3 separate regions of the Homo sapiens genome follow, and all the other regions are linked to region 3. Evidence: chromatin contacts called from ENCODE Hi-C or POLR2A ChIA-PET data. All regions are on one chromosome and are shown on one strand. Each heading gives the region's core, a stretch centred on a gene start or an enhancer-like site at or near the end of the contact. The rest is flanking DNA. Distances are from core to core; before and after follow the strand shown.

Region 1 (4,849 bases), core at 2,129-4,628, 260 kb after region 3:
TATTGTCCCTGGTAACACAGACTCTTACCAGGAAGCCAAAATATATCTGCTGGCAACAAGATCAAGTTAGATTCACAGTTTGCCAGCTCTTTCCTCAAGCTGTAGAAAACAAATAGAAAAACAATATACAAAATCCTCAAAAAAGTAGTTTTTTTATATACAAATCTCTATAGTGACCAGATAATCTGATCTGTGTTGTGCAACATGGAGATGCAATGCTGAGGTTTTCCAGGAGAAAGAGAAAGGGAGGGAGTTAAGGTGATTTGTAGAAAAATCTAGATGCCAAAGGATGACTTTCTATAAGGGAAGTAACTCTTATGGAGTATTAAACCACCAGACAGCCAACTTTCTGATCATTTATCTCAGGGAATTCGCTCCATGGGTCCATGGGGGAGAAACCTCAGAGATGTGCTGGACCAACTTCCTTGGCTAGTGTGTGTATTTGCCCCCTAGCAAAGGCAACAGGCTGTTTCCAGGCAGGCAAAATGGTTGCCATGAGAAGAAACAGTGCCCCAGAAGGAGTGAGGCTCCGACTGCAACATCTCCATCTCCAGTGAGGATGATGACAAGGCTAACAGTCAGTTGTCAGGTTTCAACACTCACCCAAGGATTGGGGGTGTCTCCAGAGAAACTGAGGACCTGTTGCTACCCATTCTCTAGGTCAACTTCTGACTCTACAAAGCAGTGAGGTCTGTTCCAATAGCTGGTTTTATTCTCAGCACAAAAGGGCCCTGTGTAAAAACCAGAAGGATTTTGTAAAATATCAAAATGAATATTTGGCCTGGAGGTTGGAAAGTGAAGCAAGGCTGGACATAGAAAAAAACTGATCAGTAGTTATTCAGGATATTATTTAGGATAAATGAAATAGGAACTTAGGGGCATCTCTCACTTTTCTACAGGTTCTTATCTGGGTCAATGAAGAAATTGTGTTTATCTTGCTGCCCTTGCATCAGGTTTTTTGCACTAATGGAAAAAAGCCGGCCGAAAAACAAAACCCAATCCTTTCAGTCCTAGCTTTACATCTTGCCCTTGCAAACCTGAAGAGCTGAAGTCTTCTCTGACAACAAAGGAGTTCACAACACAACAAATACCAACACTACTCTATTTAGCAGAAGTTTGGACAAACAGCAGAGGTGTCCACCATGGGCCATTGCAGCAGTGCCAGAAAGTGCAAGAGGTTGTTTAAAGATCATGGCTGGTGACATGGACCTTGTAGACCATGCATTGTATCCCATCCACCCTACAAACTAATCAGGCCTTGAAGAGGGCAATGATAGTCAGAAAATTCCATTCTTGTAAGTTAGAGCATCTCTTCCTGCAATGTGATACCCATGATAAAAACAAACCAAGAGGAAAATGTGAAAATGAATTTGCGGGCTTACTTGTGAATGGGTGTGCATGTCTACATACTGGCGGAGAAGAAAAGATATTTACAAACAGTTGCCGTGATTGTGCAAGTGTTGTACCAAATTTCAAAAGAGTGATCAAGGTTATTCACCAAAGGCTCTCAAATTCCCATACTGGGTGGGCAATTAGAATTGTTGGAGAAAATTGTGTGTTTTGGGTATTCAGAGAGGGCTCTGTTGCTACAGCAGCAATGATGCAACAGCTTGAGTGAGGCTGTAGGTTCATCCAGTCCTCTCATGTTGACTCTGGAAACATTTTTCCGTGAGCCAAATCACTACTTCTATTAGGAAGGTGAGTTTAAGTCAAGGGAACTTTTATTAAAAAACTTTTATTGGTGTCTCAAAATATCAAACTGTGAATGAACATGGCCAACTTTGAAGCTTGTTGTAAAACATCAAATGAATAGAGGCTTGAATTTAATTTCTCCCAAAGGAGATGAGAAAAATCTAAATTGATTATTCATTATTGTGGGCTACTTCAACTTAAAATGTAAATAGGTCACATTTTATAGTAGGAAGCCTCTTAAGAAGGAAACAAAGCAGAGATCATAATACATTGGGCTCATAGGGCTGGAAGGGGATTTTAGTCATTTAATCCAACCCCTTCACTTTTCATATGGGAGAAAATGAGGCTTGGACACAAAATGACTTATGTAAGTCATACAGCTAAAAATGGGCAGAGTCTAAATCAAATGTTCCCTCTACCAAACCATGTTGTTTCTTATCATCTCTATGTCATTGCCTGAATTAGCTGTGTTATGCTACAAAGTTGGATACTATTTAATCAAGATTCTCTGTTATCTATTTTAAAACCAAGCCTCACACTAACTTGTGTGATGGCTTACTAAGCTGGCTGTTAGCAAAGCAGCAACAATAAGTGGAATGATAGGAAAGGAAGAGGTGGAGTAGAAAATTTGGTTTTCTTTTAGGGAAAATCATAAGAAAATGTGTCATGAGCAGCTGGAAACTCACTCTATGCTAGGAGAACAATCTGCCTCTAGTGCCACCTGCTTGGATTGGCACTCAGTGATCCCTCTAGGCTTAACCAGAAATTACTACAGATACTGAGACCATTTATCTTCTTTGACAATTAGACTTACAAAACTCACTCCAGAATTCCTTCAGGCTGTTTTTTTTTTAACTTAGTCTTCTTCTGCCTCCAGACTCTAGCATTCTTATTCAAGGAGCAAGTATGATAATAACTGAAAATTTCATTTGGTCCTTTTTCTTGGTTTGGAATGAGTTCAGTTGGAGAATAAGTAAAACAAACCAGCAGCTCAGACAACTAGATAGCCGTAAGAGTTAGAGAGCAGCTAGGTGAGAAAAATCACTTCCACTGGGGTATAACTGCTGTGCACTTTTAGTCATCAAACTAGATGAGAGCTAATGAGACTTGTTTTTCAGGAGTCAGAACTATGGAGAATTCTCTCTGAGCACGGATATACCTACTTGGATTTACTGCTGCATTCCATGGGAAAATATTGCACAGGTGGCCGAAGCCTTGATTCTGACAAAAGTAAAAAAAACTATAACATCACTTTTGCTATTGAGAGCAAAGGGACGTGTAGTATTTGCAAAAACATGGCAGAATTGGGTTTCCTTTGGTGGACCCAGTAAATGAGTTTCCCAACCACTTTGCTCCAAAAGGGCTTCTTGACTAGATACATATGCAAATGATGTATTTCTCCACACACAAGTGGAAATGACCAGAGACCCTCTAATCAACAGGTCATTGAGATTCCTGGCATCACCTAGCAGGAATCTCCCCATGACTTGAATTTTCCCTAAGCCTTTCTCATATTCCATGAGTCTAAATCCAGGAGCTAGGCATTTTGGCACCCCTTCTTTCAGCTTTCATGAATATCCAGGCTGACTAGTGGTTCGAGAGGAGAAAGAAATATTTGTCTTTTACAGGGTATGGTAACTTCCGCAGACAGCAAAACCATAGGCTGTGTTTCTACACACTCAATAGGAAGTAAAAACTGAAACTGATAGCTATGTGGTTCAGCTCTCATAACCTAGAGTCCTATGTTGAAGATCTGTGAGATCTAGATGATTGCCCTGATTTTCTGATGCTCTTTGTATGGGAAGCATGCCCTCAAAGATCTAAGGTAAAGTATTACCTTGAAAGATAAGCTATTCTTCTCACTGATTGGATTGGATTTGATTCATTGAATTTGAGTAAGTAATTAAGTGATGATTCCACTTGGGTTTCTCAAAGGGCAAGAATGAGAAAGAGAAGAATTAAAGTCTACTTAGTTGGTTTTCTCCTGAAATGATTCTGATTCCTAAAAAACATGAATGAGTCTATAGCAAAATGGCATTGCCGAAGCCCTGATTTACAGACCTTACAGGATGCAGTGTATGTATGTTTCTGGCCTGCTGTAACTGTATATAAATATAACATTTATGCATTATCAAATAGTAACAGACTATTACAAGCATTCATATATATGTTGAACCAATTAGGATAAATCTATACATATAATTGACAGGTTAAATGTATTCTATTTAGATAAAGGTTATTAGAGGTATACCCTGGATCCATTTGTTCTGTTTATGGCACATATGCTGGGCAAAGAAAATCCCAAATGGGCATGGCAAGGGAGAAATAAATGAGGCTTAAATAAAAACAGAGGACATAGACATATGTCAACATGTCAACTCTACATGCATTTTGGATTTTCAGGCTAGTCCTGAGTTCAAGAAATTGTATATTTTTAATATGACTTATTGAATTTCCAGATAAGTGTGATTTTCTAAGTATATTCTCACGAGACTTCCTGCACACAGTAAGTCTCAGACCAGAAAAAACTTGCTTTGTGAAGTTGTACACCTTGTTTCTTCCAAACACATTGTCTGCTGACATATTTACAGGCTAATAGGATAGCTAGGAAAAAGTTGAAGACAAAACACACCGGAAAGGTTTCAGGCAGAGTTCTGAGAAGAGAATCCTGTGACCACTCCATTGAGAAACATGCCCATGTATATAGATCCCAAAGCTGGCCTTCCATAGCAAAAAACAACAAGCTCCTAGACGCTTTGCCTATAGCCTCCAACTTACCAGAAAAAAGCTCTTGGGAACACCACTTAAAGAAAATCCTAAACAGTTTCACAGCTAAACCCAGGAACTGTCTCCTTAACCTATAACATTTGCTGTAAAGAATGTATTTTCTGGCCGGGCACGGTGGCTCACGCCTGTAATCCCAGCACTTTGGGAGGCCATGGCGGGTGGATCATGAGGTCAGGAGATCGAGACCATCCTGGCTAACATAATGAAACCCATCTGTACTAAAAATACAAAAAATTAGCCAGGCATGGTGGCATGTGCCTGTAGTCCCAGCTACTCGGGAGGCTGAGACAGGAGAATCGCTTGAACTAGAGAGGTGGACATTGCAGTGCAGTGAGCTGAGATCGTGCCACTGTACTCCAGCCTGAGCAAC
Region 2 (4,848 bases), core at 781-3,280, 370 kb after region 3:
TGAAGAAACATTCAACTTTGCTTAACCAAGCCATACCCAAAGTTACCCAGAACATGTTAACTTTTTGTTTGTTTTATTTTTCTTATGTAAGAACTATATAGATGTATGGATTTATTGATCCAAGGAACATACTCTGAAGCAATAGTCTTCTATATAAAGATCAAGCTCCCTAACATAGCACACAGGCCCTCTGTGTCCAGGCTGGCCTCCCTCACTTCTGGAGAAGGCCTTTGTTACTCGCTCCTCCTTTCTGCTTCCCCCACCCCTTGTCAGGCATCAAAATCTCCCATATCATGGCAATCCTTTAGGTTAAGAAGAGGGGACAAATGGGTGAGAACACAGAGGACTCTGAGTCTAAGCCACAGAGTTGGATTTAGTCTTAGGGTAGAAAGGAATAAAGGCTTTTGTCAGCTGGGTACGGTGGCTCACACCTGTAATCTCAGCACTTTGGGAGGCCTAGGCAGGAGGACTCCTTGAGCCTAGGAGTTCAAGACCACCCTGGACAACATGGCAAAACCAAGTCTTCCACAAAAATACAAAAATTAACTGGGCATGGTGATGCCTGCCTGCAGTCTCAGCTACTCCAAGGGCTGAAGTAGAGGATCACTTGAGCCTGGGAGGTTGAGGCTGCAGTGAGCCACGTTCACACCACTGCACTCTAGCCTAGGTGATAGACACAGTGAGACCCTGTCTCAAAAATAAATAAATAATTAAAGACTTTTGTCATCATATTGGTAGGATTCAGGCTGCTATATAGAATTATTAATCTGACCAGAGGTTAGCACAGAGAATGGAGCTTCAGTTCTCACCTGGTATAGGCAATGGTGGAGATCGGGCCAGGGGACTCTCCAAACTACCATCTACCCCAGACAGCAGATGCCCAAGATGTTTTGCATGTGGCCTGATGCAGAGCTCTGCTCTGCACAATCCCCGCAGGTGTCTGGATCATCTAGACACACTCCTCACCATATCTGTGGCTCTTTCATAGCTGTCTCTGGCCCCTCCCTGGGCCATTTCAATCCCAATCTGAAATTTTCACAGGAGATATAACATCTGAGAGAGGACTGTTCTTCAGTTGGTTCCTAATAGCAGCCATAGATAAATATGTTAAAATAAAGAATCCTGTGGCCTGCAGTGGACATCTTTTGGAGCACCACCTGAGATTCCAATCCTACTTTCAACACTCATGAGCTGTGTGGCCTTGGACAGATTATCTAACATCTGTGAACCTCAAATACTTCATTCATACAACAGATGATAATAATAATAACTATTCACGGGACTGTAGTGAAAATTAATTCCATCAATACATGTGAAAGTGCCTGGAATGTGGCATGCAACATATGGTAACTATTATGATTATCCTTACTATGTTGTATTTGTTCATTCCACAAAAATTTCTTAGGCAAAACAACCATTGACTTTATGAGCCTTAAATGGCCTTTGAGCAACTTTGCTTTTGAGAGTCGCCATGGGAATCCATGGCAAATCCACAGCAAACTGGATTTTCAGGTCTCATGTCTTAGCAGCCTGACTACATCCAACTTCTAGTTGCAGCATCTACTCCCCCTTTTGGTGACATTTATCACTTTAGGACAATGATACTAGCTAATCTTCACTGAAGACTTACTATGTGCCAGCCACATTCTAAATGCTTCACATTTGGCTTGTTTGAATCTTTCAAAAACCTGATGAGGTAGCACTACTATTATTCCTATTGGGGACAAGAAGAAGGCACAGAGAGACTGAGCAACTTGCTGAAGTTCACAAAGCAGGTCAGCGGCAGACCCTCAAAGTCGGACTCCTGAGCCAATGCATGTTACTATTGCACACCCTGCCTCTCACTGGAGAGGCTTACTGTCTCTCTAGAGAAGGGGAGGTGTGCAGCATGAATGTCATAAAGGATGGGAAGTGGAGAAGCCAGGAGTGGCTGCAGGTGAGGTTCAGAAAGCAAAACCATCTTTTGGGTGTTGTGTATTCTGCCCCAGATGACAATTTTGGGGTTGTTCCAGACCGTGGATGTCTGAGTAGGAGGCAGACAGCAGGCTGTTGCCTGGTAGTGGGGAAGGAAGGGCGGATGGCTTGGAGCTTGGGACACAGCTAAAGTTGCTACAGATGCCTCTTCTCGGTTGCCAAAGGTTTTGTAACTTACAAAATAGGGAGCTCATTGGAGGGTTTCAAACCTCATTTGGGGTACAGGACCAGAGAATGCCTTCAGATCTCTCCAGGCTGTCAAATTCCAGGATACAAGTTCCCCCAGGGACATCTCTAACACATCTGGCTTGGTCTCAAAATGACAGAGGAACTAGCACTTAGAGCACTTTCTGTCAGCCAGTTGCTTTATACTGAGTTCTTCCAGCAACTCTCTGCACGGAATTATTATTATGTCCATCTTCTTGATGAGGCAAAGAGAGAGAAAATAACTTGCTCCAGGACACGTGGCTGACAAGGTCTGGAGCTAGGACCTGAGCCAAAGAAAGAAGGAAGAAAATGATATCTGGGTGTAGTACTTGGTACTCAATAGGTGTTTTGAACAGGAGGGGCATCATACCTTTTCCTCACTGATTGGTTCTCATTCAAGCATCTACAAAGGACCAGGACACGGAGGTGTACAAGGCAGGCTAGGTCTGTACCTGCACTGAGTGGTATTTCCTGTTCCACCAAAGACAAGAGCTTAGCAGGTGGCAGGGGCACCGGCAGAAAGAGGATGACCCTCAGACCCAGGACCCTGCACTGTTTTCCATTGCTGCCATCCCATGCACAGAGGCTGGATTGAAAAGCAGCTCTTGGAACAGAGTCTGCTTGCTCTGACACTAAGAACACCATATGTGTCCCTGCCACAAAGGGAGAGAAGACACTCCCTGCTGTTCTGGAGGTGGTGTCCAGGAGCTGGCAAGCAGCCTCTTGGCATTTTATTTCAATAGCTGAGGGTGGGGGCTGTGGGGAGAGTTAAGCAATGGAAAGTTTTCCTTTGTGCTGCCCTCACAAGGCATTTCTGGAAAGGGTCAGTTTGGGGTGATTCATCATCTACCCATGTAGACTCACACTGAGAAGCCAGCTCAGATACTGTGATTAAAAATACATTTCTTCTCACCTACTTTCTTATTAATATTCTGTAAGTGTACTAAAGGGGCCTCAGTCAATAGTAAGAAAAGTTCATTTACCCAGTAGTAGCTACACTGGCTCTAATCATTTGGTGAATGTAACTATCTACCTAAAGACTTGATTTTCTTTTCAAAGAGCTATGGTAAAATGCCAAGCACTAAACAATCCAGCAAAGCAATTACTTGCTCAACAGTCTGCTGAAGTTTGAATACCACTCACTAACTACACACATTAGGTAAGTGATCAGATTTCCCTGAGCCTTAGTTTCTTCATATGTAAAATGGAGATAATCAGGATACCTATTGTAGTCATAGGTTAATACATACACACCCCCATGATGGTGCCTGGAACATCACCTGCACTCAATACAAGTTAGCTATCATTATGCACACTCAACCTATTTCTTAATATTTATGGTCATTTATTCTCTTACTGTGTGTGCCAGGTGCAGGGCTGAGGGCTTATAGACATCACACAATTCAGTCCTCAAGACAACCCTGTGAGGTGGGTATTAAGCCCATATTACAGATGAGAAAATGGAGAAAAAGAAGTCCATACCTGGTGGATGGCAGAGCAGGGCAGGTTCATCTGAACGCACAGCCAATGCGTTTTAGAGTAAGACTGTGAAACTAGCAAGAGAGAAAACCTTATGATCTCTGTTTAACAGGTCAAGAAACTGAGGCAGAGAGATGTTAAGTGACAAATCCACATCCAGTTTTGTTTGCACAACACATGGGACAAACATCAAAGTGGATGGGTCAGGAGATGATACTGAGGAGGCCGAGGAATAAGCTGGCTTTCTCCCTTGACTAAAATAATACAGCAAAGGTGCTTCTGGTCCCTCTGGGGCTGGGTTGTATCCATGCCATTTGGGCAACTCCTCTAAGTGCCTCCAAAGCCCTTGACATTGCTCCTTACACATGATCAATGATATGGTAAAGCTGGTGTAACTACAGCCCTGCCATCAGCCTGGCTCTGAGGTCAGCATTTCCAGCATCAGTCTCAGTGTAGCATTCCCAAGTCTCCACAATCACCAAAGATCATAAACGGTGTGAGTTTGAATCCTTGTCGTAAAATCTGCTCCTAGGAACCCAAACCAACACAGAACCAAAGTAACACATGCCATTTTCAAGCAGAAACATTAACTTCTACATGTGGGATCACTCATCCGAAAAACTCCTCTTCATCCTTTAAAACCCCGCTCTGCTGTCTCTGTCTCTGCAGACTTCCCTGACCATCCCCAGCCTGCAACAAAAGTGATGTTTACCACTCCTGAACTATTTCTGTTTTCTTTACATAATTCAAATTGTTGTTACCCAGGGTGGACTGGCCATTACAGTTTATATGTCTGTCTGTCTGTCTCTCCCATCAGGCTGTGCACACCTCCATCGAGGCATCCACAATTTATTTCAGTTCCTTGGGAATTAGCAATGCATATATGGTCTACATCAGTGGCTCTCTACAGGGGTGACTTTTCCCCTAGGAACACGTGGCAACACCTGGAGACATGTTTGGTTGTCACAATTATGAGGTGAGGGGAGGGAGGCTATGGGCACCAAGTGGGTAGAGGACAGGAATGCTGCTAAACATGCTATAATGCATAAAACAGTCCTCCACGGCAAAGAATTAGCCAGCCCCAAATGTCAATAGTGCTGAGGTCAAAACACCCTGGTCTGGATGGTAGCTCTCAGTTAACCATCTATTACATGTACTGTGTCAACTAGAGTTTATTATACTTATGAA
Region 3 (4,406 bases), core at 188-2,687:
GCCTCCCGAGTAGCTAAGGACTAAAGGCATGCACCATCATGCCTGGCTAATTTTTCTATTTTTTTTTTTTAGAGACAGGGTCTTGCCATGTTGCTCAGGCTGGTCCCAAACTCCTGGGCTCAAGTAGTCGACCCACCTTGGCCTCGCAAAGTGCTGGGATTACACAGGCATGAGCTACTGTGCTAGGCCGTTGTTTTTGTTGTGGTTGTTGTTTGTTTGTTCATTTTAATTTTTATATCTGAGGAACAGAACATGATGAGGCAGCCATAAATAAGCCTGACTCAGAGTTCTGCTTTTCATGAACTGACGTACATAAGCAGTAGTGCATCTGTTTCCCTATAGGTGAAATGGGCATTAATATTTACTCAGCCTGCCTTAGAGAGTTGAACTGTACAAGGGAAATCGCTGTATAAATTTAAGATGTTTTAATTCATGGACCTCACAACCAGGCTTTTCATATAATCACCTGCCTCTCATGGTTTGACTTCTCAGCTTCTGGTACAAATGCTTGTTCATTCTGACCAAAAATATTGTCTCTGGTATTTCTATACTGATGAGGTGGTTTAGATTAAGGAAGTTTTCATTTCTAAAAAGAATTTTGTTGTAGTTTGAGATCAAAGAATAACACTGAGAAAGGAGTATGGTATACTTGGTTTGAACTGTGTGCTACACTACCAGGCCCCTTCCACATTATACTACTAATTTATTTAAAATAGATAGGTATCACACTGAGAGGATATAAAAAAAATTTCTGCCTCTTCATTTTTGTTTCTTGTTTGAACAGAAAAAATGACCAAAATATTGGGAGTACTTCTAAGGAAAAGGCAACACACATTCCAGTTAACACTTGGATGTGAAAATATCAATGAATATTAGAATTTATAAGTCAAACTGGCTCTGCTCGCTGATTGCAATTTTTAGTTACATTCACTATTTTGTGCTAAATTTAAGTCATTGGTATACGACTGGCCAGAGTCCTTGGTTTTAAACATTACTGAGAACTTTATATATACTCTTAATGGGTATTTTATATAATGTCGAATGAAACTTTTATTTTTAGATTTTTAAAAAATATTTTGCACTTTGGACTTAATTTTACACTAAATTGTATCAGCCAGCCTAAGGGCATTATGCTAAATGTAAATCTAGTTCTTGGTTAAGCTTTTATTGAAAGATAGGTGGTGCTGTAAGTTAATATATTGTAGTGAAAGTGTGGGAGAAAAGTTAAATTGGCACTTAAATCTTAGTTTTCAAGGAAAACGTGTCCCGCACATACTGCATTATGATGGACTTTGTCTCAGGTGAAGTGAAGAAGTGAAAGAATCAAGTGTATGGCCGGTAAGAATTAACCATTAATTTAAATGGGATGCTATTAGTGGGAAACTTTTACTGATTTTTGAAGAAGGAAGTAACAGTGCAGATTTACTTTTATCAGTCTGGCCATAATGTGCAAGTCAGTAGGTCAAAACAGGGAGAGGATAGCAGTCATCAGAAAAGAACTGGAAGATTTTGCCATAATGAAAGTATAAGTTGATTAGGATCTGCACTAGGTCAGTGTCTTTAAAGAAGGAGGAAATGGGTAAAAGTTGGCATGTTACCATGCTATGAGGTGTCTTATGAATATATGGGGTAGATGTATTCAGTCAGATAATGCAGGAACAGTGATAGAATTTCCCATCCAAAACACTAGTCCTCCATGGCTCACGTTCACCAATATGAAAACGAATAAGATTCCAGTAAGTTATGTACAGCAAATAGTGTATTTCAGTAGACATTTAAACTTTTTGTGAATGGAAAAGGCAATAGTCTTTCTATAAAATCCTTTTACATAGTTTTATATTACAAAAATGTGTGTGTGTCTCCATTGGTTTCAGGAGATGGGGGGCAAACAGGGTTGGAGGGAGGATATGGTTTGTCTAGACTTGTAATATTGAAACACCATTTAATTGAAACTGTAAGGTTTACAGATGTATTTTGAAAAATTATTAGCCTCTCAATAGCAGTCTTTTGTTTCTTTGATCATATAAATTCTATTTTCACATTTTATCCGTATCTTTGCTTTTTTTGCAACAAGTCCAAGCAGCTTTCTTCCTGGGAAAATGAATGTTTTGTGAATCTCTCAGTTTAACCTCTGTTGTATGATACATACCATTAAGGAAAATGGGTTTTCATTAAAAGTTGAGAAACTTTTAGCAAAATCATTAATTAGTCATGATTTGCTTTTTTTAATACCTAAAATGTATATTTTAAAATTTCTTAGTTTATGAAATTCTGTTACTCCTATTACTAAAAGATGAGCCTTTTAAATATAAGACTCTTGTGATCAAGTGGAATAACATTGATTATATCACTTTATAAAGCATAAAGTATTATGGAAATGTAAGATGTTAAATTTAAATTTTTAATCTCATAAATTGCACTTAGTAGCTCATCAGTCTGATGGGGAATGGTATATCAGGAACTTATAAGATGGTACTTAATACCATAACTTAAGTTATTCTTCCCAGTGGAACTACTGGTGATTGTATGTAACTTTGTTTCCCAAGTTTGCATACTCTTAAAATCAAGACTTTTAAGGCTAGTTTCAGCTTTAGAAGTTACTGCGCTCTTGGCAAAACCTTATTTCTGTGCCTCAGTATTCTTACCTATAAAATGAGGAAGCAAGGGGGAAAATTAATCACTGTACTGGTTGCTTATCTTTTTTAATTTCTTCAGTTATAGGCAGGAAGTGTATGCTACTTATCAATCATCATGGATGATGTAACATTTACCTCCCGCATAGAATCTCAGAGATTACACATACAAATTCAGAGATTATGTAAATTGGCCAAAGCTCAAAAGTACGACAACTGGGATTTGAACCAAGATCTGTGCAGCACCAAAGCTCAAGCTCACTGCATTGCAATATACACCTTCTAAGTTGTGCTGCTGCGGCTGAAAGTTCTGTATGCAAAGAGTATTTTCCACCTATGGTAACTGAAGTTCCTGAGTTCCTGTTCTTCTGTATTAAAGCTAATGTGTTTACGACCTAACCACTTTTAAAATTAATTCATATTTTCTCTGTAGTGGCTCTCTTTGTGCCTTTCTAGTGTGCAGAAAGTACTGAGGGATTTTTTGTTGTTGTTTTTTCATTATGGACAGCTCTTAACCTGAAGTAACTAATGTTAAGTGTCATCACTTGTACCTCTAAGTAGAAAAATAGAAGCTGATGGGGCTTAGTGCCTCTAGGTATAAAAAAAAAATGACCTAGAAGCTGCTACTTTCAATAAATAGGTTGATTCTTGTCCCAGTTAAGACCAAAAGTGGTTACCTTAGTTTTCATTTCTGAGGCCTCAGGCTTCTATATTGATTACTGTATCAGTCATGGTCTAATCAGTTAGGGTTCAGTAGTTTATGGTGGAGAAGTTCATTGGGTCGCCAGGTTGGGTCTGTTCATAGTTGTCCAGTGAAGGGGAAGCAACCATCCAGGGCACACGTAAGCCTCAGCTGGCACGCTGAGGGTCAGGGTACCACTGCGGCCTGGGGTATGTGGTGTCTGTTGAGAAGACCATGCAAAGGTATTGATAAGGCCAAGCTGGGGCTGCTATTCTGGGCAAAAGGCAGGGTCAAAGCACCACTGGATGTCCACCATTTTGAAGCTGAGAAACAGTAAATTAATAACTAGCACAAAGCCCAACCTGAGGCTGGGAAATAAAATGTAATCTTATAATTGGGAATAATACCAGATGATAGGATAGCTTAGTAAGGTATAGCAGTCTATATTAGAACTGTTTTGTGGGTAGAAATCTATCTAAGCTAGAGATATTATTTTGAAAATACTGTCACTGTTTTAAGTAAATTACCTGATTTGCTGGGTGAGACATTTACTAAAATGTAAAGCAAAAGTAAAATGTTGAAATATATTATGCATTCAACAGTTGTGAATATCTGCTGTGCATAGCTAACAGCCTTTACCCTCAATCAATTTAAACTATAGGTAAGTGATATTTACATGCCCAAACATAATTCAGCAGATTCTATAATCAAAGCATGTGCATAGTTGAGAAGATGGCTTCATTGACTAGGTGACATTTGAACCAGCTTTTTGCATTACTGAGTATAACCCACCCCACTTTTTGTCTGGTTTCCCTAATTTCAGTAATCAAATATTTAACACCCAAATACATAAATTCATCAGTTCATTTTTCCAGGACCTTGGCTCAATACCTGTGTGTACATATCACAACAATAACTAATTCCCACAAAGCCTAGAAACTTTTAGTTGGAAGGAAAATTACTCATATGGCATGTTAGTTGTACAGAGAAAGTTTTATTTACACCCTACTATTCGCAAAGAAAATATTCTTTGTTAAGTCATCCGTCCTAAAGAAAGATGAGGAATAGACACTTACCGTTGTCTAATCAAA

What was found. Hi-C counts contacts between places; a loop is a spot of excess contacts on that map. ChIA-PET counts read pairs that join two places held with the same protein, here RNA polymerase II (POLR2A). Pooled maps may share reads with other maps.
Region 1: a pooled map shows a loop between it and region 3 (2.6-fold over the local background). The contact joins two enhancer-like sites. A Hi-C loop is called at or near these places in 4 of 168 maps with a recorded cell type or tissue (Jurkat, heart right ventricle and psoas muscle), 2 of 37 single-sample maps with no recorded cell type and 7 of 50 pooled maps.
Region 2: a loop to region 3 is called in a pooled map, with 2.1 times the contacts of the local background. The contact joins two enhancer-like sites. A Hi-C loop is called at or near these places in 1 of 168 maps with a recorded cell type or tissue (IMR-90) and 3 of 50 pooled maps. POLR2A ChIA-PET finds 5 or more read pairs at or near these places in 2 of 52 experiments (MCF 10A and activated naive CD4-positive, alpha-beta T cell).

Annotation. Positions count from the first base shown.
Region 1 is chr11:35,254,078-35,258,926 of GRCh38, forward strand. SLC1A2 (solute carrier family 1 member 2) reads right to left here. Exons shown (of 11, transcript NM_004171.4): 11 at 1-4,849. Among named protein-coding and RNA genes, the nearest start is that of SLC1A2-AS1, 25 kb to the right of the region's middle. Within about 2 kb of position 3,379, at least 5 of the 41 ENCODE cell types and tissues checked have a DNase peak (open chromatin) inside an H3K27ac peak, as active enhancers do.
Region 2 is chr11:35,361,286-35,366,133 of GRCh38, forward strand. The region is part of intron 1 of SLC1A2 (solute carrier family 1 member 2); the gene reads right to left. Among named protein-coding and RNA genes, the nearest start is that of SLC1A2-AS2, 55 kb to the right of the region's middle. Within about 2 kb of position 2,031, at least 19 of the 41 ENCODE cell types and tissues checked have a DNase peak (open chromatin) inside an H3K27ac peak, as active enhancers do.
Region 3 is chr11:34,996,859-35,001,264 of GRCh38, forward strand. No RefSeq gene overlaps it. Among named protein-coding and RNA genes, the nearest start is that of MIR1343, 57 kb to the left of the region's middle. Within about 2 kb of position 1,438, at least 4 of the 41 ENCODE cell types and tissues checked have a DNase peak (open chromatin) inside an H3K27ac peak, as active enhancers do.